Linked DNA regions of Homo sapiens: region 1 is linked to region 2. A link is a loop called in an ENCODE intact Hi-C map of the cell type or tissue named here. Cell type or tissue: heart right ventricle. All regions are shown on one strand. Links, peaks and the distances in the headings refer to the core of each region. The heading gives the core; the rest is flanking DNA.

What was found. Hi-C counts contacts between places; a loop is a spot of excess contacts. Peaks named below come from ENCODE experiments on the same cell type or tissue, not always from the same donor. Only the 100,000 strongest peaks of a DNase experiment are listed, where the experiment ranks them.
Region 1: a loop joins it to region 2, with 2.5 times the contacts of the local background. A loop is called at or near these places in 17 of 110 quality-filtered maps.

What each region holds. Positions count from the first base shown.
Region 1 is chr10:110,085,685-110,102,180 of GRCh38, forward strand. It overlaps ADD3 (adducin 3), which reads left to right. Exons shown (of 15, transcript NM_016824.5): 2 at 14,941-15,164. The coding sequence starts at 14,970. Among named protein-coding and RNA genes, the nearest start is that of ADD3-AS1, 86 kb to the left of the region's middle. RefSeq lists an enhancer at 1,076-1,225. In heart right ventricle, for the core only: no CTCF peak of the experiment used is centred there; no DNase peak of the experiment used is centred there; H3K27ac peaks cover 410 bases.
Region 2 is chr10:109,891,593-109,906,843 of GRCh38, forward strand. XPNPEP1 (X-prolyl aminopeptidase 1) reads right to left here. Exons shown (of 21, transcript NM_020383.4): 4 at 1,420-1,483; 5 at 130-234. Among named protein-coding and RNA genes, the nearest start is that of XPNPEP1, 24 kb to the right of the region's middle. RefSeq lists an enhancer at 537-596. In heart right ventricle, for the core only: no CTCF peak of the experiment used is centred there; DNase peaks (open chromatin) are centred at 744, 3,089, 3,769 and 4,029; H3K27ac peaks cover 5,000 bases.

The sequences.
Region 1 (16,496 bases), core at 6,501-11,500, 200 kb after region 2:
ACGTGGGCCCTAGGGTTCAGGCATAGACCTTCAATTGTAAAAGTATTTGAAGTTACCTGATAGAGAAACAAGAAAGTGAATTAGGCTGCTTGAGAGTGAGTGGAGTGGCTCAGAATTTAATGATTAAGAAACAGACTTGGGCCGGGCATGGTGGCTCACGCCTGTAATCCCAGCACTTTGGGAGGCCGAGGCAGGCAGATCACCTGAGGTCGGGAGTTCGAGTCCAGCCTGACCAACATGGAGAAACCCCTTCTCTACTAAAAATACAAAATTAGCTGGGCGTGGTGGTACAAGCCTGTAATCCCAGCTACTTGGACGGCTGAAGCACGAGAATCGCTTGAACCTGGGAGGCGGAAGTTGCAGTAAGCCGAGATCATGCCATCGCACTCCAGCCTGGGTGACAAAGAGCGAAACTCCGTCTCAGAAACAGAAAGAAAAAGAAAAAGGCTGGGCGCAGTATCTCACGCCTGTAATTCTAGCACTTTGGGAGGCCGAGGTGGGCGGATCATGAGGTCAGGAGGTCAAGACCATCCTGGCCAACAGGGTGAAACCTCATCTCTACTAAATATACAAAAATTACCTGGGCATGGTGGCACGTGCCTGTAGTCCCAGCTACTCAGGAGGCTGAGGCAGGAGAATCACTTGAACCCAGAAGGTAGAGGTTGCAGTGAGCCGAGATCATGCCACTGCACTCCAGCCTGGGGACAGAGTGAGACTCCATCCTCAAAACAACAACAACAAAAAACAGGCTTGATATGGTTTGGATTTGTGTCCCCACGCAAATCTCATATTAAATTGTGATTCCAAGTATTGGAGGTGGGGTCTGGCAGGAGTTGATTGGATCATGAGGGTGGTTTCTAATGGTTTAGTACCATCCCCCTAGTGCTATCTCATGATAGAGTTCTCACAAGATCTTGTTGGTTAAAAGTGTGTATGTAGCACTTCCTCCTTCGCTCGCTTGCTCTCCTGCCACCATGCAAAGATGTGCTTGCTTCCCCTTCACCTTTCTGCCATGATTGTAGGTTTCCTGAGGCCTCTCCAGCCAAGCTTCCTGTATAGCCTGTGGAACTGTGGTAAATTAAACCTCTTTATAGATTACTTAGTCTCAGGTAGTTCTTTACATCAGTGTCAGAACATCAGAGTGGGAACAACTGCAAGACTGACTTGATGCTGAGAGATACTAAACTAGTTTCTTAGGGTTTCCCATAATCCAAGGGTCCCAGAGCCTGGCATGAACCTGCAAGATGTGGGTTCAGTGGTCTCCAATGTGAGCAGAATAGCAGAAATGCAGCATGTATGTACACATGGCAAGAAACCCACTCGCTTTAGAAAGTGGCTTTTATTTTTTTTTTATTTTTTTGAGACTGAGTCTGGCTTTGTCACCCAGGCTGGAGTGCAGTGGCACGCCATCTCAGCTCACTGCAACCTCTGCCTCCCAGGTTCCAGCAATTCTCCTGCCTCAGCTTTCCAAGTAGCTGGGATTACAGGCGCCCACCACCACGCCCAGCTAATTTTTGTATTTTTAGTAGGGATGGAGTTTAGTAGAGATGTTGGCCAGGCTGGTCTTGAATTCCTGATCTCAAGTGATCCACCTGCCTTGGCCCCTCAAATTGCTGGGATTACAGGCATGAGCTACCATGCCTGGTCCTGAGCAAGTGGCTTTTAAGTCCATCCTTGCTTAAGTGAAAATATATTCCGTAGTATTTTATGATTTAGTAACTGCTTTAACAGTGTTTCCGCTATGATGGAAGCAGTAGAGCCTGCTGCATCTTTAATTTGTGGTTGGCCTTCATTATGAATCTTCAGTTTTACAAAGAAATTTTTGTTCATCTGATGTGACAAGAATGTTCATATTTTTCTTGCTTTAGATTTCCTTGGAAACACTGACTGACAGGGTAGTTGGCAAAGGTCATGCCATTGTGGAAAACCAGAATGTTGCATTGTACTTATGTATATCAGATGTCTTGTTCAGGTTAGTGTTTTGACGATTTGTTATTTCTGAAGAGCTGACATTGATTCTGCAAAGGTGTGCTATCTATTCACACTGTTGATGGTAAAATGCTTTCAAAAATAGATATTAGGATGGAAATTCCTTTGGAACAGTATATGTGTTAGTTTCCTAGAACTGCTATATAACAAAGTACTGCAATCCCGGTGGCTAAAAACAACAGATCTATTCTCTTACAGTTCCGGAGGCCAGAGGTCCAAAATCAAGGTGTTGGCAGGATTGGTTCATTCTGAGGGGTCTGAGGGAAAAATCTATTCCATGCCCCTCCCCGGGCTTCTCATGGTTCCCAGCTTGGTCCCTAGGCTTGTGCTGCATCGGTTCAATCTCTGCCCTGTCATCATAGGGCTTTTTTCTTCCTTTGTGTCTTTTTTGTTACTTGGTGTCCAAATCTCTCTCACTTTCCTCTTATAAAGATACTAGTCGTTGGATTTAGGACTCACCCTAATCCAGTATGATCTCAACTTAATTTGATCTACAAACCCTATTTTCAAATAGGCCACACTGTGAGCTTCTGGGGACATGAATTTTTAGGGAAGACACTATTCAACCACTATAGTACAGTAGTATGGCTGAATGTCAATCTTTAGATCTAAAAGATGATACATTTGAAAAAGCAAGTTTTTGACAAATCCGTTTTGAGAAACAGATTTCTGAAATTGATAAAAATCTCTTTTTGTGAACTTGCACTTAAAACCATCAACCAATTGCTAAAGTGGCAGGTTATAACCAAAAAGTATTTTTGCAAGTAGTTTTCAAGTACCATTATCTGTGCTTAATAAGATGCATTTTCATGGCACAATATTAGGCGTTTCATAAACAAAACAGATCAAGTTGTGATGATCTTGAAATGTTCCTTAGCAGCCAAAATCGGAAGGCAGAAACTCCTCCTTCAAATCCAACTGCTTTGCAGTTGCAGTGTGTTGAGTTGCCTACAGTTTTTGGATTGACTTTTGCAGCTGTATTTTTTATAAGTTATGAAAGCCAAAAGTCTTTAGCTTGAATATCTGAAATAGTAGATCAAAATGAACTCTTGGTAATTATACCCTGTGGTTCTTTAATATTTTTTTGTGTATTTTCCTCCAATTTTTAAAATAAGGAACTTTGTCTCATTTTTTTGTGCCTTTCCATCCCTCCCTTTCCCCCACCGTGGCACGTCACAATGACTGTATTAGGAATGGAACACAGAAACATAGTCCATGGTAACAAATCAGTTTCCTAGACTAGCCTTTTCAATGCATATTTATTTTGCAGACTCAGCTCATTTTTAATAATAAGCTTTGTTGGATTATTTGCATTTCTTCAGTTAAAATCTAATTTCAGCTTGTGAAATAGGTAGATGTAAGATTGGAATTTGGGGAAGTTAAATTTCCTATATTATTTGTATTTGAATATTCATTTGAGAAAAGGTCCACTGAGATTTGTAGAGTGGGTATGCAGTAAAGTATGAAGTATGTGAGAGTTGATGTTTCTTTAAAAAATAAAAATAAAAAAAAAGCTTTTTGCCTAGAAAGACTACCAAATAAGAATCAAAGACTTACGGTATCTCCTGAAATTGAGAGCAATGAATGTTTATTTAAAAATAATAATTTCTAGTGATTCCTCTTTTTAAAACCTCTCATTTATCATGAGCTGTCAAGCTCTGGATAGTTTCCTGGATCTCAATTTTAAAATTTTCTCTAATAGCAGGGAACTCAACAGAAACTAAATGTCTGAGACGCACATCTAAGTAATCAATCCACTAGTCTCTGTCAGCTTTCTCTAAGGAAGGGGTTGGGATGTGGGGTGGGGAACCCTTCTTTTGTTTCTCAACCATTTTCCAAAACTCCACATTGAAGACAAATGGTGACTAAGGGAATATATATAGAATGTTCATTATATTTTGTAGAAAGGAGAGTAAAGGCTCACCAAGGCTGTGTGTCTTTGGGTTCTGTAAGATACTTGAGGGATTGCCTTTCTGTGGTTGATTGTTTTACTCATTTCATAGGAATATATATATATGTACACACACATATGTATATATGATATATGTTTATAATATATATGATATATATATAAAATCAGTTTCATATTTACTTTTCCAAATGGTTTATGTTGGGAACAATTCAAGTTAATGTTAGATAATGATTAATGATTGAGTTTGGACTTGAAGAAATACTTTCTCTGAACTTTCTGTACATGTTTTCAACTTTGTAACCCTGCCCCTTGTATGGCCATTGTAATTGGTAAATTTGACCTAATTATAATAAAGATTTTTATTTCAAGTTACCAGTGAATGTTATTTTCACCTCTACCAATGTCTAAGCAAGTAACTGCCTCTCTTCCTCTCCCAACCCCCACCATCACCTCAAGTACAGAAATCTGTTTGCCTCACTGTTCCTTGTAACAGGTAACGTAGATCAATAAAATATCCTTCGTCGTTAGTGACACAGAGGTTAGACTGATCCTCAGCATTGTCCAACTCTGTCTTTAGTCTTTGAATCACCCTGTTGAATGATTATGTTGATATAACAAGCACCTACTTGACTTTTTTTTTTTTTTTTTTTGGCAGACAGAGTCTTGCTCTGTCGCCCAGGCTGGAGTGCAGTGGCGTGATCTCAGCTCACTGCAACCTTCACCTCCCGGGTTCAAGCGATTCTCATGCTTTGGCCTCCCAAGTAGCTAGGACTATAGGCATGTATCACCACGCCCAGCTAATGTTTTGTATTTTTAGTAGAGGTGGGGTTTCACCATGTTGCCAAGGCTTGTCTTGAACTCCTAAGCTCAGGCAGTCCGCCTACCTTGGCCTTCCAAAGTGCTGGGATTACAGGTGTGAGCCACCATGCCCAGCCCCTACTTGACATTTTTTTACTTACTGTTCTGCACCTACATTATGAACAATGTGTGTGTTATGACTACATCTAACTGCTTTGTTCCAATTGTACAATCACAAGGAGACTCATGTTTGCCAAGAGTTTATATTAATTCATATTATATTTTTATTTGTAAAACAAAATTTGAAACTGAAACACCCTCTTAGCTGTGGCCTCCAATTGACACATATTTTATCTTTTTTAAATGACTGCTTAGTCAGACATCAACTTCCATTAAGTACAGAACATTTAGTACCGCAGTGGGTTGCTGTTACTATTTTATTTTATTTTGTTATTGTTGTGGGGGTTTTTTCCCTTGACTTTAAGTTGGATTTTAAACTAAGGCTCAGTCCTAACTTTTACTAAACAACTATAGATTTATTATTTCCTGGACTTTATATTGAGGTTTAGAATTTAGTTTTATTTTAAAGATAACAAGTCATTTCAAAAGAACAAAAACGGGGTTCAGGAATTTAAGAATAATACGGATCAATCTGACAATTCCAGCAGTAGGCCAGAGAGGTAGGTAGGTTTCCACATGTGTAGGTTTGATAGCCATGGAAGACTTTGTGCAAATTTTATTGCTACTTTTAGAATATTTACTATTTCCACTTTGGTATTGAGTATTGTGATCATATAATATTTTCATCCCCCCTCCCCCAAATAAAGTCAGTGATCTAATGGCTGGATATATCTTTAGGAAATGATAGTCCTTTGAGCCATCTCATATTTTTTGGCTAACTCCACCATGCCTGTTAAGATCTATAACCATGAGTAATTTCCTTATTTGTGAGAAGAACCTTTGGTAATCTGAGACAAATTTATTAAACCTCAGTTTTTATACTACAAGACTACAGTAACTAAAACAGCCTGGTACTGGTTCAAAAACAGACACATAGACCAATGGAACAGGTTAGAGAACCCAGAAATAAAGCCACACACATACAACCATCTGATCTTTGACAAAGTCAACAATAACAAGCAACGGGGAAAGGATTCCCTATTCAATAAATGGTGCTGGGATAATTGACTAGCCATCATATGCAGAAGATTGAAACTGGACCTTTTCCTTTCACCATATACAAAATTCAACTCAAGATGGATCAAAGACTTACATGTGAGACCTAAAACTATAAACTCTAGGAGAAAACCTGGATTTCACGATGAAGTCTCCAAAAGCAATTGCAAAAAAACAAAAATAAACTAGTATGACATAATTAAAGAGCCTTCTGCACGGCAAAAGAAACTATCAACGTAGAAAACAGACAACCTGCAGAATGGTAGAAAATATTTACAAACTATGCATCCAACAAAGGTGTAATATCCAGAGTTTATGAGGAACTTAACCCAACAGGTAAACAACCCCTTAAGAAAATAGTCTCAAAGGACATGAACATCCACTTCTCAGAAGACATACACACAAGTCAACATGCATATGGAAAAATGCTCAACATCACTAATCATCAGAGAAGTGCAGATCAAAACCACAGGGAGATACCTTCTCATACCAGTCAGGATGACTGTTATTAAAATGTCAGAAAATAACAGATGTTGGCGAGGTTGTGGAGAAAACGGAACACTTATACACTGCTGTCCAGCCACTGTGGAAAGCAGGAGGTTTCTCACAGAATTTAAAACAGAACTACCATTCAACCCAGCAATCCCATTTACTGGGTGTATACCCAAAGGAATATAAATTATTCTACCAAAAAGACACAAGCGCAAATATGTTCATTGCAGCACTATCCACAATAGCAAAGACATGGAATCAATCACCTAGATGTCCATAACAGTGGTCTGAATGAAGAAAATTTGGTACATATATACCTTCGAATACTATGCAACCATAAAAAAAACATGAAATCATGTCCTTTGCAGCAACATGGATGCAGCTGGAGGCTATTACCCTAAGCAAATTAACACAGGAACAGAAAACCAAATACTGCATGTTCTCACCTATAATGGTAACTAAACATTGAATACACATGGACACAAAGGTGGGAACAATAGACACCCGGTCTACTTGAGTGGGGAAGGTAGCAGGAGGGTGAAGGCGGAAAAACTGCCTATCAGGTCCTCTGCTCACTTACTTGGCTTATGAAATCATTTGTACTCCAAACCCCAATGCCGTACAATTTACCTATGTAACAGACCTGCACATGTACCCCCTGAACCTAACATAAAAGGGGTGGGGAAACATTATGTTGTATACTTTAAATAAATATAATTTTATTTTTTAAACTGAAAAAAAAAACCCCTCAGTTTTCTTATCTATAAAGTTGGGGATACTGGTCGCCTTTTCATAGAGTTGTGAAGGATTTTTCTTGGAGGCTGGAGAGACAGAGTCTCACTCTGTCACCCATGCTGGAGTGCAGTGGTGCAATCTTGGCTTATTGCAACCTCCACCTCCTGGGTTCAAGCAATTCTCTTGCCCCAGCCTCTGAGTAGCTAGGATTACAGACACATGCCACCATGCCCAGCTAATTTTTACATTTTTAGTAGAGATGGGGTTTCACCATATTTGCCAGGCTGGTCTCCAACTCCTGACCTCAAGTAATCCGCCCACCTTGGCCTCCCAAAGTGCTGGTATTACCAGCGTGAGCCACCACACCTGGCCAGAGTTGTAAAGGATATTAAATGAGAAAATCTGTATAGAGCATAGTACCTGGAATTCTGTGATTGCTTTAAAATGTTTCATTAAATTACTGCTTTTGTAGTTTAGACATGTTTATGTATACATGCATTTCTATTTAGTATCTATATTAGACCAATTTCTATTACCACTTATTTCAGTTGGTGTATTATACTTGTCTTAACTCTTTAGGTCCCAACAGGATATTTTTCTGAGGTTTGTTTTGTTTCATAATACAGCCCTCAACTCTTTTAATATGATGCTAAATTATATTAAAGTGAAACTTAAATACAATTTATTATTACCCAGAGCACAGTCAATGTCATTTTGTTAATAGCTTCTAATTAAGTCATAGTGGTCATCTGTCAGGTAAAGAGTTAAGACTTCCTATATACTGATCAATAGCCAACGTAGTCTCCTTTTCAGATGGACTTGAGTCAATTTAGTGGTCCGTACCTTGCATGTAGTTCCTTTTTGTTTGGAACTCAAAGTTGTGTGGAATGTTCCATGACATTTTATTATACCATTTATCTGCCTGCTCATTGAGCTTCTTCATCTGCCCATCTCCTAATACTCTTTGTCTTTATGCATCTTATTTATATGTTTTGCTAAGTACTGATGGCAAAGATACTAAGTGTCTTTATGGTGTGTGGGTGTGTGTGTGTATGTATGAAAAATATATAGTTATGTGAATGTGGTCTTTCCCTGTATCTCAAAATCTTATTGTACTATATTCGCCTATTTTTGAACAGTGGTTGACCACAGGTAACTGAAACTGCAGTTAAGGAGGGGAACTACTGTATTGATAAAATGTTAGTGAGTACTTTTTAATATTTAATGATGTACTTAAAACTTGTCCCTTTGGTATTTAGGTCAAATAAACCACCATTATACAACTACCCCACTTGTACATCTATTTTTCTGTGCATGCTAGGCAAACGGACCATTAAGTCTATTACAAGCACTAGAATTTTAGTTCTTCTTAATAGCCTGTTCCTCTCAGTGGATGGTATTTATAAAATACATCCATAAACATGGCGTGATGGGTCTGTTTTCTTTCTTATATTTCATTGAAGGAGTAAATTTTGATTATGGGGCAATCTGGATGACATGGTAATGCTAATAAACATCATTATTATGATTTTATAATATGATATTTGAGCAATGTAACTTTAGAAAAGTCACTCAACACCACTGAGTATAGTTTCCTCTCATCTGTAAAAAGTGATCATTGAATCTAGTCTGAAATATTTCAAGAGAAGCTCATATAAAATCAATAGCCTTTTAGGAATAAGAGCCTAGTGCTTTGTGGGATAATTAAGTTTTTCTCCATTTGTGCACTTAGTGCCATCTGTATTACTCAGTGCTGCTCAATGCCAGGTTCATTTGGGTTTTTTCTCCCATTTTTCTTCATTTTTATCTATTTCTGCTTCAAGTTTTCAGATCTGTCAATTTCCATGTCAGTTGTATATAAAATTTTGGCTAGCATTTAAAAGCAGCTCATGTCTTTTAGAACTTAAAATGAAGAAAATTTCACTAGTGATCTAAGGATAGTAGCTTGTCATAGTTTGTGTAGGGTCTAAGTTGTTTTCTAGAACTTCAAATAACTTTAAAATTTCATAGTAACTTTCATCAAGAAAAACTGAAATAGCATTTGTTGTTTTGTTTTTTAACCAAATATGCTGCTTTGCGGTCTTGGCATATCTTTGATTATTCTTTGAAGTGTGGAAAAATAGGTCTGGTAGTTGAAAGTACAGCCATCTCTTTGCTTATTCTAAAGAAAGCTATTCAAACTGCCAAGAATTTTAAGTTTGGAAAGATTTTTTTGTAAGTAATAACTTCTTTTCAAAAGATTGTTTTTACTATTCCCAGCCTATAAATAATGCAAACCAGATTTATTTGGAAGGAGTTGTGATATAGTAAAGTAACTTAATTCAGCCCCCATTTATGGAGTTCTCGCCCATTGTGAGGACTACAAGAGAGTCCCCATTCCCAAGCTTGCAAGGTGGTCAGTAGCTTCTCAGGTTGGATTTTTAAAATAACAGTTTTATGGAGATAATTCACATACCATGCCATTTGGCCATATAAAGTATACAATTCAGTGGTTTTTAATATAGTCACAGAGTTGTACAACTATCACCACAATAATTTTAGAACATGTTCATCACTCCAAAAATAAATCTCATTGGCGGCCACTCCTCATTTTCCCATAGTGCCTGGCAGCCATTAATCTGTTTTCTACCTCTATAGATTTGTCTTTTCTAAACATTTCATATAAATGGAGTCATACAATATGTGGTCCTTGGTGACTAGCTTCTTTCACTTACAATGTTTTCAAGGTTCATCCATGCTGAAGCACATATCAGTATTCCATTTCCTTTTATTGCCATGTAATATTCCACTTTCTGGATTACCATATGACAAAATACTATACTTTGTGTTTGTCAGTTGATAGATGTTTGGGTTGTTTCTACTTTTTCCTGTTAATGAAAAAATATGCTATAATTTTATAATAGTCAAAGACGAGAAATAACCAGTTGTCTTTGAGTAGACAAATGATTAAACAAATAATGATACAGCCATACCATAGAATAGCATTCAACAGTAAAAAGGAACAAATTATTGATATGACAGCCTCCACAAATGTTCAGTAAATGATTGAGTGAAAAAAGCCAATCCCCAAAGGTTTTATATGTTGCATATTTTCATTTGTATAATATTCTTTAAATGACAATTATAGCAATAGAGAATGGATTAGTGGTTGCTGCTGATTAAGGAGGGAGTGGAAATGGGCATTGCTATTAAAGGGCAGCATGCGGAGTACTTCTGGTGATGGAAATAATCTCCTTCTTGACTATATTACTGTCAGTGTGCTGGTTGTGATACTGTAATATAGTTTTGCAATGTGTTGCCATTGGGAGAAACTGGGGAAAAGGGCATAAGGGATGTCTGTGTTATTTATTATAGATTATTATATAAAAATATTTTTTTGGAAAAAAACAATACTCAGTTGGCTCTTTCAGCATTCTACCTAGAAATCTTAGTGAGCTCCACATTCGTTAAGCATGTTTTCTAGTTTTCAAGTTAACACATTCTTGTTAGTTTGTGCTCTCATTATGCAACATAACCCTCTCTCCAGTCTCCAGTAGCAGTCTCCTCACTGCCTTGTCAGCCTCCACTAATAGCCTCCCCACTGCCTAGGCCCCAGAGCTAATGCCAGGTTTTCAGTTTTTGTTATTACAGCACCAGTAACACCAGTTTTCACTTTAGTTATCTGTTGCTGTGTGAAAAACAGAAACAACAACAAAAACAAAGCTTTGTGTGTTTAACAATTTATTATTTCTCATGATTCTGTATGTTGACTGAGTAGCACCTTACCTGCTTTTACCTGGACTCATTCATGTTGCGATAGTTAGCTGGGGGGGGTCTGCTGGGAACCTGGCTTACTGGGGACAGCTGGGCCTCTTTCTCCTCATTTTTCATTATGGGCTTCTTCATGGTGTGGCAGCTGCACGACCCTCAAAGTGTATAATGTCACTTCAGCCACATTGTTTTAGTCAAAGCAAATCACAAGTCCAAACCAGATTTAAGGGATAGGAAAATAGTCTCTACTTCTTAGTGGAAAAAGTAGATCGCAGGGAAGCATGGAAGAATTCTTGAGGCCGTCTTTGAAAAACGATGTACCACAGAGCCCAAATCAGGAGTCCAGCTCATCTAGAGGCATCTAACAGGTAACTCAGGTGGAAAGGGCTCTACAAGTGGACCTGAATACAAGCAACCCAGATTGTAAGATAGGCAAGAATGGCACTAGCAGTGCTGGTGAGCTCAGAATTGAACATAGGGGTATTTTTCTCAGTCTGTGAACACTTTGGGTTAATTTGATAATGAACAGCTTTACAAAATACATGGTATGAGCATATGTCAGATACTGTTTAAGTATATTAACAGTTATACAATGTTACTACCTCTGTTACTTTGAGTTTTGAGGGTTCTTATATTAATCTAAGTGGATTGGGAATATAGCTTTCATATGTATGACTGTTTTTGTTTAATAGCTCAGGTATTGTTTGGGGGTTTTCTTTTTGTAAGTGTGTTTTGTATCCTATCTTACCTGTGAGCAAACTTTTAAAAATTCTTTGGTGAGGAAAGAACATGGTATACTATAAAATTCAGGAGGGCCCTGAAAATTGTGGTATTAATATTTTCCTTTGACTGTGTTGAGATTGGATTTGTCTTATATTGGATTAATGTTTATGTATATATTTTGGATTTTTTGTGCTTTGTTTTGAAATTATTTCAGACTTACAAAAGAGTTGGCAAAAATAGTGAAAGAATTCCTGTTTGTCCTTTACCCAGATTCCCTAAATGATAATATCTTCCATAACCATGTTGTAATTATCAGTTTCAGGAAATTAACATTGATGTAAATACTATTATCAAATTTACAGATTCTATTTAAATTTCACCAATTGTCTCACTGATGTCCTTTTCCTGGTCTAGGATCTGATCCAAGATTACATGTTGCATTTAATTGTCACGTCTTAGTCTCCTTTGTCTTCTTTAATCTGGAACAGTTCCTTACAGTTCCTTAGTCTTTGTTTTTCTTTTTTTTTTTTTTTGAGATAGAGTCTCGCTCTGTCACCCAGGCTGGAGTGCAGTGGTGTGATCTCGGCTCACTGCAAGCTCCACCTCCCAGGTTCACACCATTCTCCTGCCTCAGCCTCCTGAGTAGCTGGGACTACAGGCGCCTGCCACCACGCCTGGCTAATTTTTTTGTATTTTTAATAGAGACAGAGTTTCACCGTGTTGGCCAGGATGGTCTCGATCTCCTGACCTCATGATCTGGCCGCCTTGGCCTCCCAAAGTGCTGGGATTACAGGCATAAGCTACCGCGCCCAGCCTAGTCTTTATTTTTCATGACCTTGACATGATTGAAGAGTACTGGCCAGTTGTTTTGTACAATGATCCTCAATTTAAGGCAGTCAATTGATTTGATTCAGAGGAGCCTGGTCTTCTGTAGTTCTGCTTTGAAATGGTTGAATATACTGAAACATTGCAGAAATATTATTCTTATCTATGAATAATAATCCTAGGAGTTGGATGGCTAAGGGACTGGATAGAAATGTAATGATTGGGAGTATTTTTAAGTGGCTCTGTGTTTAGAGTATCTGTTTTATAGGTACTTATTTTCAAAAATCCTCCCCCAAAAATGTGCTTTCAGATGTATAATTCATAGAATCATAAACAGCCCTTTGTAATATCCTCAGAGAGCTTGAAAATGTTTTTATCTTTCTGCAGTGCTGACATTGATGTGTTTTAAATGGGTAGACATTGTGCTATTTGCAAAGCCTTCTATCTAAACTAAGCAGATAGTTGTAACATTTTATCTGTGACTGGCTAAAGTTCTTTTAACACCCATATTTCTTAAAGCAAATTGTGAACTATTTTCATGAATACAGAATTTTTTTTTTTTTGAGATGGAGTCTCACTCTGTTGCCCAGGCTGCAGTGCAATGGCGTGATCTCAGCTCACTGCAACCTCCGCCTCCCAGGTTCAAGCAATTTTCCTGCCTCAGCCTCCCGAGTAGCTGTGATTACAGGCACCTACCACCACGCCCAACTAATTTTTTGTATTTTCAGTAAAGGCGGGGTTTCACTATGTTGGCCAGGCTGGTCTCGAACTCCTGACCTCGTGATCTGCCCCCTTGGCCTCCCAAAGTGCTGCGATTATGGGCATGAGCCACTGTGCCGGCCTGAATACAGAAACTTTTTTGCCTCACTCCATCGCCCAGACTGGAATGCAGTGGTGTGATCATGGCTCACTGCAGCCTCAACCTCCTGGGCTCAAGGAATCCTCCCACCTCCACCTCCTGAGTAGCTAGGACTACAGGTGCATGCCAACACGCCTGGCTTTTTTTTTTTTTTTTAATTTATTTTGTAGAGACAGGGTTTCACTATGTTGCCCAGGTTGATCTGGAACTCCTGGGCTCAAGTGATCCTCCCACCTCAATCTCCCAACATGCTGGGATTATAAGCATGAGCCACCACGCCCAGCTTAAACTCTATTTAAAAAAAAAAAATACAAAAATGTGATTTACTGTAAGTACTATTTTTAAAATATTAATATGTAAAGAAATATGTAATAAGCTACAATATTTCTTCAAAAAAATCAATCTTACTCTCCTCTCTAGCATATATTCATTCTCAATTAACATTTCCTACCCCTTCTCCCTTCCGTTTCCTTCCTGACCATAACTTAGAGTTTCTAGGGCATTGTTTTTCAAGTTGTGGGTCACAACCCATTAGTGGATCATCAATCAATTTGACTAGCGTGTATTAAAATGAAGTAGATTAAAATAGAAAATATCGGAATATACCACATAGTAAGGGAAAGTATGTCATTAATTTATCTCAGTTATGTATCTTATATATTTGTATGTGAATACAATATAAAATGTTTGAAAGCCACCATTCTGGAGTGTTTCATCTATTTGTGTCTTGAACCTAATGTTTTTTAAACATGCATGTTGGATAGTTGTTGCATAAATATTTGCATAAGATTTTTAAAACTAGAATTCTGTATATACATGATACCTTGTTTCTATTCTGCATGGCCAAAGGCTACATCAGAGGGAAACCCTTAGTGTTCACAAGTTTTATAACTACTTTTTAAAAATTCGTTCTTTGCAGCACTTTAAAAGAATGTTGTTTAAGACTATTTTTTCCCTAATGTAATTCATACTGGTTTGTACTAGTTCCTATTACTCTGAAATACTTAGAAAGTATGACTTTGCATATGTGGTATTAAAAGTAGGAGTTGGGGGCCAGGCACAGAGGCTCATGCCTGTAATCTTATCACTTTGGGAGGCCAAGGCAGGAGGATCACTTCAGCCCAGCTGGGCACAGTGGCTCATGCCTATAATCCCAATGCTTTGGGAGGCCGAGGTGGGCAGACCATGAGATCAGTAGTTCCAGACCAGCATGGTCAATATGGTGAAACCCCATCTCTACTTAAAAAAATACAAAAATTAGCTGGGCATGGTGGCACGCGCCTGTAGTCCCAACTACTCGGGAGGCTGAGGCAGGAGAATCTCTTGAACCCAGGAGGTGGAGGTTGCATTGAGCCAAGATCACGTCACTGCACTCCAGCCTGGGTGACACAGTGAGACTCCATCTCAAAAAAAAAAAAAAAAAAAGGCAGTTGATGACATTAACGTAATTTAATTGAACCATGAGTTTCTGTTAGCTCTGAAAATATCAATTACAAATCGAGCATTATAATCTAAGATCTTTTTATATGAATAAAAAATTGTTCTAATATTTTTGAGAAGCTACTTTTTAAAGTGCACCTGTTAACTCTGAGGGCAAAATGTAAAAGTTCTGCTTGACCCATGTAAATTTTGAATTTAATGAATTTATCATGGATGTCCTTCTTTGTGTTTATTAATGCAGATAACAAGAGTAATCCACAGACTTAAAACATGAGCTCAGATGCCAGCCAAGGCGTGATTACCACTCCTCCTCCTCCCAGCATGCCTCACAAAGAGAGATATTTTGACCGCATCAATGAAAATGACCCAGAATACATTAGGGAGAGGAACATGTCTCCTGATCTACGACAAGACTTCAACATGATGGAGCAGAGGAAACGAGTTACTCAGATCCTGCAAAGTCCTGTGAGTTGAATTAGAAGGCTGTAATTTTTCTCCCTCTTTGGAAATGTTAGTATAATAAGGTAGAAGTTTTCTCAAACTACCCTCAGGTTAAAAGAGGGGTGGAGGAGGAGTGGTGACCAGTTGCTTCCAGTCTTTCAAAGGAGAAATGGACATCTAATTTGTGTATTTGATTTGCAGAGCCTTAATGACAACCTAGTATTGTGTTTGGTGGTTTAAATTTTGTGTGTTTTCTGGGTATAGCACTTTATTAAAGGAGGATACCCAATTCAGACTGAATATGTAAAGAAAAGAAAGGCATGACTCAAGTCATAGGAACCAATAAATAAGTTAGGTATATCCCATGCACGTATTTTCTTCTTCCTTTGGGTACCTTGACGCTCAGAGTGGCATGAGAAGACTTAAGGTTTTTGAGGAAGTCTGTGATTTGGCAGCCTAGTATTACATATGTCTACTGCAAGCACACGTGACTACACACTAAATTAACTAAATTAAAAGTAGATTATAGGCCAGGCTCAGTGGCTCACAGTGTAATCCCAGCACTTTGGGAAGCCGAGGCAGGAGGCTCACTTGAGCACAGGAGTTTGAAACCAGCCTAGGCAGCATAGTGAATCCTTGTCTCTACAAAAAAATTTAAAAATTAACTGGGTGTGGTGGTGTGCACATGTAGTCCCATCTACTCCTGGGAGGCTGAGGCAGGAGGATCACTTGAGCCCAGAAGGTCAAGACTGCTGTGAGCCGTGATCATGCCACTGCATTCCAGCCTGGGCAACAGAGTGAGACCTTACCTAAAAAAAAAAAAAAAAAAATTCAACTCAAGTGGAAAAATCCTGTCTGCACAGCAATAGTCAGACTTTGTGAATCATATTCAAATGATCTGTTTTCTTACAAAATCTTAGTGGAAATGTATTAATACATGATGGAAAATGAGAGAACAGCTTGATTTAAAATGCAAAATGAATTTGTAACTTTCTGCATGATGAAGATCATGCACCCCTAAGACAGAGTTCAGCACACAGACATATGATGCCCAGGTTAGGGTTATATTAGGTTTCCAACTTGGGTATCAAAATTAGCACCAAGGCATAGAGCTGCCTGAAGTAGCCCTGGTAAATCATTTTTGTTGTGTCCTTGTGAATTTAATCATAGAGGTAAGTCCAAAACCAAAGGGGAATTCCACTCTTAAGTAATTAATTCTCCCATACCAGTGGCCTCGGTGAAAGCATTGAAGTACAAGTTATAAAAGCAATGTAAGCATTGAGTAATTTTATTTTTTATAGTGCCCACTTTAAAGAAACTCTTTCCAAATGGAAAGATTCATCAGAAAAGTCATGA
Region 2 (15,251 bases), core at 1-5,000:
AGTTTTCCTTGGATTCTCAAAAGGGTCCATGACTGCATAAAAGGATTAAGATCCAGGAGTCCTGAGGACCTCTAGGATCCCTGCCCAGATCAGGCCAACTAAGTTTGGGCTAGCCATGCCTGTACCCACCCATCTTCATAAGTGTCCAGTTGCTGTCCATTTGCTTGGCAGCCTGGAGAAAGTAGCGCCCGTCAGTCCACATGGCTGCATGCTCTTCTGTGATGATGGCTGTGCCTGAAGCAGGGGAGAAAAAAAAAAGAAGAAGAAAGGTTTCTAACAACTGCTCAGAAGCTGCACAAAATGACAGTAGACAGGCAAGAGCAGTAAGAGGCATCAGCTCCTAGTGGGGCAGATGGGTCCTTGACTCCAAAGAAACCTCTGGGCAAGAGAAGACCACACTACTGAAAACAAGCTGTGTGTCAAGCTCTGAAAGAACAGTCCTGAGACCCAAGCTACCTGGCACTGGTCCCTGCACAAAAAGGACTCCACTTGCACAGTATGAGTCAAGAACAGAGAATGGAGAACTGTAGACCTATGGCCAAAGTGGTCTCGTATAATCAACAAGACACAGGGAGGGATGGTTCCTGCTCAGCAATTACAGCCACTCCTCTGCTCCACCAGACACCCCAGGGGAGCTGTTTCACCTTTCCTGGAGAAAGACCAAGTGGGCCCTATGAGTGTTCCTGCTGTGGTCACTAGCAGGAAGCTTATGCCTCCTACCTTTATCTGCCCTCCGTTCCCACAGGCCTGGCAGAACTTGGGGTTTTGGCAGAGGTGTCAGCCAAAGCCAATCCTAATGCGCCAACCAACACAAGCACTTACGCCAAAGGAAGCAGCATGCTAACCATGAGGGGAGGGGAGCTCCCACCTTGTCCAGCTTGCTTTAGAGAACAAACCTGAAGTGGGGAGTCCACCCTAAAACTCAAAGGCATAATGGTTTTGAGGAACACCAATGCAGCTTAGAGTTAACCTTTGTTATTTAAGCCAAGAGTGAAAACAGAAACCAAAAGCCAAGCACTTGGGAGAATTATCTGGGACCAATAAGCTAAGAGAGGAGGTTCTGAAACTATATTAAAGTCTCATTTCTTATTTGGGGTGCTAGTAACACAGGTATATTCAGTTTAATTGATAGAACTTTTATATGTATGTTATATTCAATAAAAAGTTCAAAAACTTTTTAAAAATAAAAATTGTTAAAACTTTGAAGCAAAGATACAGAGAGGAATAAAAAGGGTTACTGAAAGGTGACCTTGGGGAGCAGGGAAAGACTGGGAACCCACACCTTTCTGCAGAGAGTCAATGTGGAGCATCTGGTTTGCATTTTCTTTTTGCTTCTATATCACAGGCTGAAACTCGGTTCAGTTATTTTTAGGAGGCGAACAAAGGTGCAGCAAGAACAGAGAAAAAGTAGTGACTCACCCGCAGAGCCATCGAATCCAGAGACAAAAGCCCGCCGACAGTCACATGGAGCAATATACTCACTCTGGAAAACAAAGATGACAACAAAGTGGGCCTCGATCAGTCATGAGCAGACTGTTCTGCCTGCTTAGCCTTGTGCTAGGCTCAGCGGGGACTATGAAGACTGGGGAATCCTTGGCCCCCGCCCTCAAGAAGCCAACAGTCTAGCTGAAAACAACAGATTAGCACACACTGCAGAAGATTGAATTAATTAAGGGCAGAGAGAGCTGTTCCCTTTAGCCTCTATTTCCTCATTAGGAGAACCAAAGCACATCAGGAGAAACAGATAAAAACTGCTCTTTCTTCACTGAGATCTTACTCAAAAATCAAACCAATAATAGCCTTCTCCCCTCCTTGCCACTGACATTTAGGCATCTGTTATTTTTCTGAAAAGTAAGGCTGAATTTCTGTGTTAAGCACCAACAATTCCCTAACTTAAGTTTCTGTAGATACTGACTTGTTTCCAAACTTCCTGTTTGGGTCCTCCTCTGAGGTAGCATCACCAATCTCTCCCATGCAGACCCTGTCCCTTCCTGCTACAGAGTGAGCGGAAACGCTTCATCCAATCCAGGAGGCTTCAGCAAAATAAAATGTCATGTCCAAAACCAAGGTCTTCTCAGCTGATAATCCCCTTGCCTCTGTATGGAAGGGGTTAGGGAGTGAAGAAAGTAAGAAATTCTTACGCGTGGGCAAAGGGTACAAGTCAAAGTGTGCAACTTCTGGTAATAGCCAGTGAGGCACAGAGAGTTTAAGTAACTTGCCCCAAATCACACAGCTAATTAAGTAGCAGAGGCAGGATTTGAACCTAAGCAGTCAACTCCAGAGTCTGGACTCTGAAGCCCTATGCCAGGCTGCCAATGCATGACACTTTATCTCTCGCCCTCATCACTCTCTAGGATAAGACCAATAGCAAATGAGAAAACTGAGGTTCAAAGAGAGAATCTTTAAGTAAGCTGCCCACTTACAAGTTAATAGTAGGTCAGGATCCAAAGCCAGGCCTGCCTGAGTACAGAGCTGCTGCTCCTTCTGCAGTTACCAGGATTCTCCCAAGCCAAAGGACCTGGCAAGGTTAAGAAAGTTTAGGGTGGGGAATGGGGCTGCTGGCCAGACCCAAGGCATTTTTAGGACAGTCAACATGATGTAGGGGGAAAAGGCCCTCATGTTCCTTTCCTGCTATATGGTTAAGAACTACCCCTTTCAGCCAGGCACAGTGGCTCATGCCTGTAATCCTAGCACTTTGGGCGGCTGAGGTGGGAGGACTGCTTGAGCCCAGGAACTCGAGACCAGCCTGGGAGCATGGTGAAACCTCATGTCTACAAAAAATACAATAATTAGCCAGGCATGGTGGCACGTGCCTGTAGTCCCAGCTATTTAGGAGGCTGAGGTGGGAGGATAATCTGAGCCCGGGAGGTTGAGGCTGCACAGTGAGGCATGATTGTGCCACTGTATTCCAGCCTAGGCAACAGAGTGAGACCTTGTCTCAAAAAATTAAAACAAAAATTAAAAAAAAAAAAAAAAAGGACTGCCTCTTTCACCAAGGCACCGGCAATCACAGCCTCAAACCAGCCTCCAGGGAGATACTAGAAGGGCCAGCATAGAGAACCACAATGGCAGGATAAAGCAGCTCTGGGCCACCTGCCCACTAGCCCAGGCCCAGCTGCATAGTCTGCAACAAGTCCTGGCAGCTCTCTCAGCCTCATTTCCTCATCTCTAAGACAGGTCATTTCAGATTGCTAAATGCAACAGCAAGCACGTTTTATTCCTAAAGCATAAAGAACATTCGGTCAACAGCACTAAGGAAATAGAAAGAAATGGCCACCAGCATCGTTTAGGAACTGCAGAATCCTCACTTGTTTATTAACCGAGTAATTACTGTGTGCAAGACTTTTTATTAAAAAGTAACAACGGGGGGAAGGGTGGCCCACACATCTCCTAGGACTCTTGTGAGAAACAGTAAGTTAATGTCTTTCAAAACTCACCAGAAACTTGAAAGTGCTGCACATATGCAATGGAAGAGATATTATTAATCTCTTCTTCCTAAACAGTGAGAAGACATCTAAGGGGCTGGGAAAACTAAGTTAAAAATAACTCTTGTGCTAAAAATCACTGCGCACAATGGGGAATACACAGTGAGGGCACTCTCCACCAACATGACGCCACAGGCTTGGGGCTCTTCCACCCGTGACACAGGGTGAAGATACTGGCAAAGACTGGCAGAGAATGCAGTGCAGGTCTGAGCCCGGCTGGACTCTTCCATTCAGGGACATAGTACTCTAGGGATGCCCCACCCCTTTCTGGGCAAGCTTGGGAGAGATGGAAGATCCGCAGGGTTTACCTAGACTTCTCCATCAGCAAAGGCAAGGAAAGAGTTCCTCCAAAGGGAGGTGGAATTAACAGCAAATGGACATGTTTAGTTTGGGATGGAGACAAGGTCTGGGGTAAGAATGTCCAGACATGACCTAAGTGGTCAACATTCCAGAAAGACATTGCTAAGCAAGGCTGGCCACAGCCTCACCTCCACACTGACAGGCTATGCAGAAGCCAGACAAGCACTGGGCCCAGGGCTGTCACTCTCCTTCTCCCAGGCATGAAGCTGGCAACGCCCAGGGGCGGTCTCCTTAGAACACAGCATAGGGCCTAAAATAAACCAAAGCTGTAGCATGCTAGGAAAAAGGCACAAAGAAGCACAGCTGCTGGCTTTTTCTCAAAACCACCCACTTCTCTCCATTTCTAATAGCAGCACTCAGTCCAAGCCTCCATCATCTCTACCTGGACTACCGCCCCTACAATCCACTCTGCACATACACTCAGAGTGAGCTTTTCCAAATATCTAAGATCATGTTAGCAACCTCCTTAAAACCCTCCAATGGCTTCCTATTATATTTAAGATAAAATCCAAACTCTGGCCCAGTCAAGGTACCAGCTGATCTGACTTTGCCAGTCCTCTTGCAGCTCTGCTCCCATTCACCATGCTCCAGACACACCCACCTCCTTTCTGCTCTTTGCATATCCTGAGCTCATTCCTGCCTCAAGGCCTTGGCACATGTGCTTCCTTGTGCCTATAAAAGTATTTCTGATCATGGTATGGCTAGGTCCTTCTCATCATTACATTTGAGATCAAATATCACCTCTACAGAGAGGCCTACCTGTACTACCCAGCTATAATAGCCACCTGGCCACTTTTAAGTCTCTGTATAGCACACACATACTCTAGATATTTGTCTTTTTTTTTTTTTTTTTCTTTTGGAGACAGGATCGCCTTCTGTTACCCTAGCTAGAGTGTGGTGACACAATTATGGCTCATTGTATCCTTGACCTGTCAGGTTCAAGCAATCCTCCCACCTCAATCTTCTCAATAGCTGGGACTACAGCAGGCACACACCTTTTTTTTTTTTTTTTTTGTAGAAACGGGGTTTTACCACGTTGCCAGGCTGGCCTTGAACTTCTGGGCTCAAGTGATCAGCCTGCCTCAGCCTCCCAAAGTGCTAGGATTACAGGCAAGAGCCACCATGCTGGGCAATGTTTCTCTTCTTAATGAACTTTTTATATGTTTATTGTCTTGTTCCTCAACCCCCATCTTAACCCCAAGCATATAAGTTCCATGAGATCAGGGTATCTGTCCTGTCCCTGCACTCAGCACAGGTGACTAGATCCTCAACCCACATTTGTATTATAAATGAACAAGCAGAAAGAGACATGAAGCTTTTCCCTACATCCAGTTAAAACCTCAACCATATCTACGAAGATGGACGAAGGGACCATGAGCCAAGGAATGCAGGTGGCCTCCAGAAACTGGAAAAGGCAAGGAAATGGACTCTCCCTGGAGCCTGCAGAAGTAACATAGCCCTGCTGACCCATTTTAGACTTCAGACTTCCAGAACCATAAGAGAATAAATTTGTTTTAAGTCACTGTGGTAATTTGTTATAGCAGTGATAGGAAACTAATACATTATCTAATGGGGAAAAGATCGTAAGGGATTATAAATGGGGTTTCAAATTCAAATACCTCAGGGTACAGGACAAAGGATATCTTTTCTAAAGACAGCAGCTCCTACTCAGCTCTGATTTCTGAAATGCAGGCCACATGTTGCTAACCTTCAATATTTCAGAAGAAGCCAGAAATATGGGTTCATGAGAAATTACCCAATTTTTAAATGTTGGCATCTAATTCCAACAATATAAACAATACATAGCCAAATAAAGCATCTGTAAACTACAAAAAAAAAAAAAGCTAGTCATCTCTCAAAAATCTGGTTCAAGTGCTCCCTTTTCCATGAAGCTTCCTGACCCACTTCAGCTTTCAGAGGCTCCCACATTTCTGAATTTTACAGGACCATCCATGTTGGCACTTATCCATACCCTACCTTGGATAATGCTGACAAATAATGTTAGCTAAGATTATTTAGTCTGTATTGTTTATTATTGTCTCAACACCTACTAGTCAATAACTGTATTCATTTCCTCTCATTCTAATCCTCACAGCAGCCCTGGAAGGTATCATCCCTCGCTAATCTACAGATGAAAAAAATGAAGCTTAGAGAAATAACTAACTTCCCCAAGGTAACACCACAGTAAATGGCAGAACCAAGATCTGAACTCAGGTCTGACTTTTTTTTTTTTTAAGATGGGGTCTTGCTTTGTCGCCTGGGCTGGAGTGCAGTGGCGCAATCTAGGCTCACTACAACCTCCACCTCCCAGGTTCACGCGATTCTCATGCCTCAGTCTCCCAAGTAGCTGGGATTACAGGCGCCCACCACCACACCCAGCTAATTTTGGTATTTTTAGTAGAGACAGGGTTTTGCCATGTTGGTCAGGCTGGTCTCGAACTCCTGACCTCAAGTGATCCGCCTGCCTCGACCTCCCAAAGTGCTGGGATTATGGACATGAGCCACTGCACCCAGCCTCAGGTCTGACTTTCGAAAGCCCATACCCTTGCAAGCTGCCAAGCAACCTCTTCTACTTTTGTACAGAAGTTGTACACATCTAGTCTCACAATTGGATTATAAATTCTGAGGGAACAAGGAATACGAGGTGTATGCTGCACTTACCTCTACTTTCATCAGCCACAGAATAGACATCTCCTACAACCAGCAGTTAGAACTCTGTTCAAGCCTGGTTCCCCACTTACTAGCTGGGTGAACCTGGGGCTCAACTTCCTCATCTGTAAAATGGGGATGAACATAATGCCCACCTTGAAGGGTTGAGGTGTGACATAAAGCAATTAGCGCATGCCGAACATCTGATGAACTGCAGCACTTATTGCTATGAACTGCACCGAGCTTGACTCTATAGCAAACATAAGAAACTATCTTCTCGAAGTGGACAATCGGCAATAGTAGACAGATATTCCATGAAATATTAACACTAATAAACAGCCATATAAACGATGCTGAACATGCAGTGTGGTATTTGCTATAGTTTAAAGGATGCTCAGATGTGCCTTAGATCCATCAGACCAAGCTCAGAGGTTTGACTGGGCCACCAAGGATAGGCGAAGAGAGCAGGAAAACAGTCCAGAGGGAAAGGTGTGACAAGGCCCAGAAGCAAGAGGCAAGAGGCCTGTCATGAGGCGACACCCAATTAGCCTAATGGCAGGGGCAAGAAGTTCAAGGGAGCAGCTGCAGAGATTTCTGTAAAGGCCGTCTGAAGACAAATAGTCAAAGACCTCAAACACCAGACTAAGAGGCTTGAACTTTATCCTGCAAGTTCTAGAGAGACACTAAAAGTTGAAGAGAGGGTGGTGACATGACCAGAGCTGGGTTTTAAGAAGAGGGATCAACATGGCTGGTCACATGCCGATGGAACTTGCCAAGTAAAGCTGACAGCTGACTGCCAAGATAAGCATGACTAAAGTTACTAGAGTCCACATTAGCGTGACATCTTTCCCCTTCCCTGACCCTCTTCTCCCATCAGCCATGAGCTTGGCACTGTGCCTCAAATATACAAGGTTCTCAAGAAAATTGAAACTGAATGAATAAATGGCCATCGGTCCACAGGAAGTACCAAAAGTTAGACTGTGAATGGAGATGTGGACTCCTTGTTTCCAAATATAAGTTATTGGCATTTTTTTCTCTCCTAAATGAAACCAAGTCAGGGTATGTGGGAAAAACTGACAGTTGTCCAAAGATTTGTGCTCCTTCCTTAGTGTAGAAGAGTCACTGGAAAGTAGCTGCCCAGCCAGGCCTTCATTCCCATGCCTCATTACATTGAGGTGAGGTCACATGACTTATTCTTACCAATGAAATGTGGGTGAGAGGTGATACCTGGGTCGGGGCTCTAACAAATGAGTGTGCCCTGTCCATACTCTGTCCCCTTCCACCAGCTAAAATGGTGGTACTATGGGATGGAAGAGCCTAGATCCCTGAATCACTTTCCCTCAAGGTAGAGGGAAGTCCCCCACCAACCAGGAACACCCACTCTATACTGCTACATGAAATAAGAAATAAGGCTTTACAATACCAGGCCACTGAAACTTCGAGATGTGTTACCACAGCTAGCATTATTCTAACACAACAGATAAAATCACTGTGGGATAAAAATCATTAACCCCACCCCAAGAGAAAGCCTGTTTATGAAATACAAAACAAAACAGGAAGCTGACTCCAGGAGAATGGAGTAGGGTCCAAAGAGTTTAGGAAAATCTGAATCATGTCTTCCAGGAGGAGGAACCACAAACAAAGCCAAAAATTCACATTGGCAGAGTCAGTCCCTGACAAAACATCACCCTTTGACTAAGCCAAGCCCAACAACATAATATGGGGTCTACGGATGAGGAGGATGAGGAATCAAGATTTCTAAAAGGCAGTGCTGGCACAGCTCTGACTCCAACCAAGGATTCTCCTGCTTTGAGGCAAGTGGTGCCCACGAATCCCAATATACGACTAGGATGGTACATGAAAGTATCCAGATTACCAGAGAGAACAGACGATTCCTTGCTATAAAAGTCCCCCAGGGCCCAAGCTCATTAATACAACAACCCTAATACCACAACCCTTGCTCTGAGTTTAAAAAGAAGAAACCCTTAGAGTTGCAGAGGACAGAGAGAAGCAGACCACTGCAGTGCCAAGTCCTTGCGTAATTATGCATTTGAGGTACGTTTTCTCTCTTGCAGGGAACAGCGTGTGGGTGTGTATATTTGTGTTTTGGAAAGTACACAAAGGACAGAATTCAAGATTCCCCTTCACTTCTCCAACACCCTCCCCTCCCCAGCCGTAGGAGAAACTCCATCAACCCAGAATCTACCCTGAAATGAAACAATTAGGAACAAGAGCCACAGGGAACAGCAGCCTCTCTATTACTGAGGAGGCTACTATGGCAGGTCACACATGAAGCCAGCCCTTCCTTCTTGTTCTCACAATCACAGCAAGGATCCAGAGTCCCACTTAACAGAGTCGCCCCAACTATGTGGCTCTTCTCCACAGGAACTAAAACAAGGAACCCATTTCCTTCTGTTGATGGCACCACAAACACTCCCAGGCTTCAAACCTTCCCAATCCCCTCTACCACCTGCCTGCAAGGTCCACATTTAATCCAGGTTGTACTACTTCTCCAAATCCTACCCCTCCTCTCCGCTCCTAACCCCAGTACCCAAGTCCAGGCCCTCTTTACCCCAACTCTGAGATCCTGCAAGGCCTAACAGGTTTCTCAATTCCCAGAGTCTCCTTTCTCCAACCCATACTAAACACTGCTCCCTCTGATCATGTCACTCTAAAATCCTGATTCTGGTGGTCAAGGACAACCATGACCAGTCAGGGGTAATTCATGGATGGTCTTAACCAGGCCACTGTTCTCCCTTCTTCAAGCTTATTGTCATGCATGTTCTCCTAATTCCATAGATACCCATGGTATTTCTTACCATTTGATCCAGCCATCCTATTACTGGGTATATACCCAAAGGATTATAAATCATGCTGCTATAAAGACACATGCACACATATGTTTATTGCGGCACTATTCACAATAGCAAAGACTTGGAACCAACCCAAATGTCCATCAGTGATAGACTGGATTCAGAAAATGTGGCACATATACACCATGGAATTCTATGCAGCCATAAAAAAGGATGAGTTTATGTCCTTTGTAGGGACATGGATGAAGCTGGAAACCATCATTCTGAGCAAACTATCGCAAGGACAGAAAACCAAACACCGCATGTTCTCACTCACAGGTGGCAACTGAACAATGGAACATCACACACTGGGGCCTGTCATGGGGTGGGGGGAGGGGGGAGGGATAGCATTAGGAGATATACCTAATGTAAATGATGAGTTAATGGGTGCAGCACACCAACATGGCACATGTATACATATGTTAACAAACCTGCACGTTGTGCTCATGTACCCTAGAACTTAAAGTATAATTTAAAAAAAGATTTCCATGGTATTTCTTGTACTTCTCTCCCTCTTTCCATGCATCCAAATTCTACCTGTTCACGTTCCAATTTAAATCCTACTTTCTCCATGAAGACTTCCCTGATCCTGCCAGCTTAAAATACTCTGTCACCTTTGAATTCAGTTCACACTTTAAGTAAACTTACATTACAGTTGCCACCAGCCACATGTGTCTAAGCACTTGAAATGTGGCTATTGTGACTGAGAAACAGAATACTTAATTTTATTTCACTTTAATAAATTGAAATACAAATTTAAAAACTGATATTCAAGATTCAGTTACTGGAAAACTTCTAAGTATGTTTAGAACAACTTGGGTACGTGAGTCCACCTTTTCAACTGTCAGTCTTATGAAATCTAAACACAGATCAAATATTTCCAATGAAAATTTCACATTCAAATTGCGAAGTTTTGTAAATGTAAAAACTTCCCATATTTGAAACCACAGCATAAAAAGGAATGTAAAGTATCTTCTTAATAATTTTTATAATGATGATGTGCTAAAATAATATTTTGGATATGTTGGATTAATATATTGTTAAAATTAATTTCACTGCTCTTTTACTTTAATGTGTCTATGAGAACATTGAATATTACATGTGTATCTCACAGATTCTACTTAGACAGTGCTAATGAGGTCCTTTCCCATGACATTCACCAGTTTCTTTTTGTGTTCTCATTTATGACTGTGGCTTACCTATTATTTAATCTCTTCAAAGGGAATCTCATTCATCTCCACAACAGTAATAACAACAATAGCGGCAGCTAATATGACGAGACTTTTCAAGTGACATCAAGCATTCAAGCAGCAAGCATTCAAGTGCTTCAAGCATTCACATCTACAGTATGAACCCATTTCATCCTAACAATAGCCCATGCGGTACATACCACACTGTCACAATCTCCTTTTTGCGAATGCAGAAACTGAGACCCAGAAAGTTTAATTGACACTTCAGAATTTCATGTAACTTGCCTGATGTCAAGCAACTAGTAAGTAGCAAATCTGGCATCTGAACCCAGAGAGGCTCTAGAGCTCATACGCTTACCTATATGCTAACTACCTGCCCTCTGCATTTGCCCCAGACCTAGCCCTGAGCAGCAGTCAGAAAACATGCAAACAAACAAAACACAATTTCTCCACGTATGTAAGACAGACAGCTAAGCTACAGCAATAGAAATGACAGTTAAGATTATAAAAGAAAGAGTGGAGAGGGGTGATGAAGATGGAAGGACAGCAAGAGTGCAAAAATGTAAGTCTGTGAAGTCTAAACAGTGACTTCTGCAATAAGAGCAACAGCTAACACCAAGCAAGCTTGATACATTTTGTATTTTCAGGATGTTGCTACAAAACACATCTGTCTCAGATTAGAGCCTCAGTTTCCTCATGGAGGGAAAAGCCATCTAATTCTGATATTGCAGGATCATTAGTAGGAGATAAAGAGCTGAGGGAAAGCCTGGAACATCCCCTGTGGCTTAGATGGCCTCACTGCCACTCCCAGAAGGAATTGCTTCGGGTGTAATAGGCCACACCTACTGTCAAAGATAGAACATTTTTAAGTATCAGTCAGGGTGTCCAAAAATCAGCTTTATGATGACCAAACAAACAAAAAAAGCTGGCAAAGGAACAGCACCCAGGACCAAGAACATCAAGATAAACTTGACTCAGCTATAAGATGTCGGTGTCTCCTACTAGTAAACACACAGATAATATCCTAACTCCAGGCAAAAGAAAACTGAAATTGAAATACAAACACTACAAAGCTTCCAACACACCCTTAACCAGAAACCTTCAACTCTTAATTCAAGTAACATTAGCAGGTCGAATCTTTCTGTACACTGAGGCCTCCCCTGGAGGTAAAGATTCACAAATAGTAGAGCTATTAGGAGTCTTCAGCTGAGGCTCCATGACGACCTGTGAGAACCCTTTCGGAGGAGGGCCCCAATTTCAGACAACTGTGCCAGGGGACTTACAGAACTGCCCAAACCAACTGCTACATAATCATCATGTGCTCCAGTTGCGGGAACCACCATCTGCTCAACACTAACAGGGTGACTGCAATCAAATCAGCCTAGGGCAACTGTCCAATGCTTGAAGGGCAGAAAATTAAAAATGCCACTGGTGAATCCAGCAGAGAATCCAGGTGACATGAAGCCCACATCCAAAGGCTGAGGCCTAGGACTGACAGGAAACAAGGAAGAGCTCATCAGAGGGGCCCAAAGAAAAGAAAAAACAAAATTCCTTGAAGACAAGGCAATGGTCTGCCCTTCTTAAATGGGGGAGTGCCCAGCTCCTCTGCTACCTACGACTCATACCATAACTCAGGCTCAAATCACAGTGGCCAGCCTACTTCCTCACCCAGTCCTTGGTCAAGATGATATTTTGCTTCATATGAAGTTGGTCAATCTTTTTTTTTTTTTTTTTGAGACAGGGTCTTGCTCTGTTGCCTAGGCTGGAGTGCAGTGGCGCAATCTCAGCTCACTGCAACCTCCACCTCCTGGGTTCAAGCGATTCTCCCACCACAGCCTCCCAAGTACTCAGGACTACAGCCATGAGCCACCACGCCCAGCTAATTTTTGTATTTTTTGGCAGAGATGGGGTTTCACATGTTGACCAGCCTGGTTTCGAACTCCTGACCTCAGGTGATCCACCTGCCTCAACCTTCCAAAATGCTCGGATTACAGGCGTGAGCCACCACACCCAGCCTGAAGTTGACCAATCTTATTTGTCTATTCTAATGAACACAAACGAACCTCACCAAGTCTATCCTTACCTTCCCACTGCCTACTAGATCTAACAGTTATGCACCCAGCCTCATGGCTTCCTCACATGCCACCACCCCGATTCCAGCTTGATATTCTACTTTTCCTATATTCTGCCAGGCTGAACAGCCAGTGAGCTGGTGCCTGAATACACCTCTCACTCTGACCTCTCCCTTCATCCACCTCTACATGCAAGACCCATCATCGGATGAAAAGTACTATCACAGAACAACATATAAAGGTATTCCATGAAACACTAGAGTCTCCCACCCCGCCCCTGAAATAACTGGGAAAATTCCATGGACATTTAAGTCTGAAAAATGCTGAATACTTTATCCCCTCCTTAGAGGTACAGAGTGCACATCAGCATATTAAAGGCCCTGAGAAGTCCTGCAGCTATGAAACTCATTGGGGCAAAGGACTTGAATAGACATTTTCTCCAAAGAAAATATACAAATGGGACCAAAAAGCATATGAAAAGATACTCAACATCACTAACCATCAGGTAATGCAAATCAAATCTACAATGAGCCATCACCTCACAACAAAACAAAAAATAGCAAGTGTTGGTGAGGAAGTGGAAGAACTGGAATGCTGTGTACCATTGGTGGGAATGCAAAATAGTACAGGTGCTGCAGAAAACAGTATGGAAGTTCCCCCAAAAATTAAAAATAGAAGGATCATATGATCTGGCAATCTCACTTGTGGGCATATATCCAAAAGAATGGAAAACAGGATCTCAAAAAGATACTTGCAAACCCATGTTCATTGCAACATTACTCACAATAGCCAAGAGGTGGAAAAAACTGAAATGACCATCCACAGATGAACAGGTTAAAAAAAAAAAGTCTCTAAATAAAATGGAATATTATTCAGCCTTATAAAAGAAAGAAATCCTGTCATATGTTACAACATGGATGAACCTTGGACACTATACTAAGTGAAATAAGCCAGTCACAAAAAGACAAATACTGCATGATTCCAATTACATGCGTTATCTAAAGCAGGCAAACTTTTTTTTTTGAGACGGAATCTCGCTCTGTCACCCAGGCTGGAGTACAGTGCTGCAATCTCGGCCGGCTCACTGTAACCTCCGCCTCTCAGGATCAAGCAAATTCTCCTGCTTCAGCCTCCTGAGCAGAGGGATTACAGGCACGTGCTACCAAGCCTGGCTAATTTTTATATTTTTAGTAGAGATGGGGTTTCACCATGTTGGTCAGGCTGGTCTCCAACTCCTGACCTCATGATCCGCCTGCCTCGGCCTCCCAAAGTGCTGGGATTACAGGCGTGAGCCACCGTGACTGGCCCAGCAAAATCTTAGAGAGAGAAAGTAGAATGGTGGTTGCCAGGGATAGGAGGGGAGGAGAGAGACTGGGAGGAGCTGTTTAATGGATATAAAGTTTCAGTTTTGCAAGACGAAAAAGTTCTAGAGATCTGTTGCACAACAATATGTGCATGTAGTTAACACTACAGTATTGTACATTTTTAAATGGTTAAAATAAATGTCATATTATACATTTTTCACCACAATAAAAAAACACTGTTCAGCTCATTTCACTATTTTCTCAACTAACAAATATATTTTTTGTAGAGCATCTTACAAGACACAACAGGAATACTGAAGAACACACACAGTTTGGGGAACACTGTTCTAAACATCAAAGTATCCTAAACTTCATACTGTTGCCTCAAATATCCGATCCCTTTGCTTATTCATTTCAAGCCCTTCATTTGCTCCTAAGGCCAGGAAATCCATGTCTCCAGGCAGAGATCCAATCTTGAGGTTGAGTTGTTCCCAGGTTAATACAGGCCTGACCTTGTCGCAACCATGTAGACCAGGACCTCTGGGGAGAGGCAGGAAGTCAGCCAGCCAGAATGGACATGTTTTGTGATCTTTGCTCAACTTACAGAAATACCCTTATCTACCACCCCCTCCATCATGGTGGACTGGTGGACCCCCATTACTCATGTCTGACATCACACAGACACACACACAGACACAGACACGCACACGTGCACACACACAGAGTAACCAGGACCATGCAGAACCAAGTTGCTACATATACCAATCAAGTTCTCATCCTGGACTTTGAATTTGGGGGATTAAGGTTCTAGTTCAATCTGGTATCTTGAAAGTAAGAGAGGAAAAGATATAAATGTAGGTGTTGTCAGGTTTATATGACCCAACCAGTTGGCTGAAAAAGAGAAACTGATATGCAGCAAGACCTGAAAACCCTCCCGTCCCAGTTCTTCTTGAGGGCCTGCTACATTCCTGCCCTCATGTTCCACAAGACACCCTATCTGAGGCCCTGACACACATAACTCTGAGAGCACCATTCACAATCTGGAGTTGTGCCAATATGGTGGCTCTGCCCTTGAATCCTTATAAAGCATTTTTATTGCTCAAGGTATCTCAAGGCAGTTTCTATTACCTGCAACTGAAGAATCCTGTAACAACAGCTTTATTTCCCACCACTGCTTTTTACTTCCCTGGTCTCTTGCCAGGGAAACCTGTCCCACTGTTTCTGAAGAGCATCCGAAGCTTCCCTGTTTCTTTGCCTTTGCTGCCACTAATACTTTTACCTAGAACCTCTTTCCTCCTCCTCCACCCCATCCCTCTATTTACCCAAACTCCACCCATCC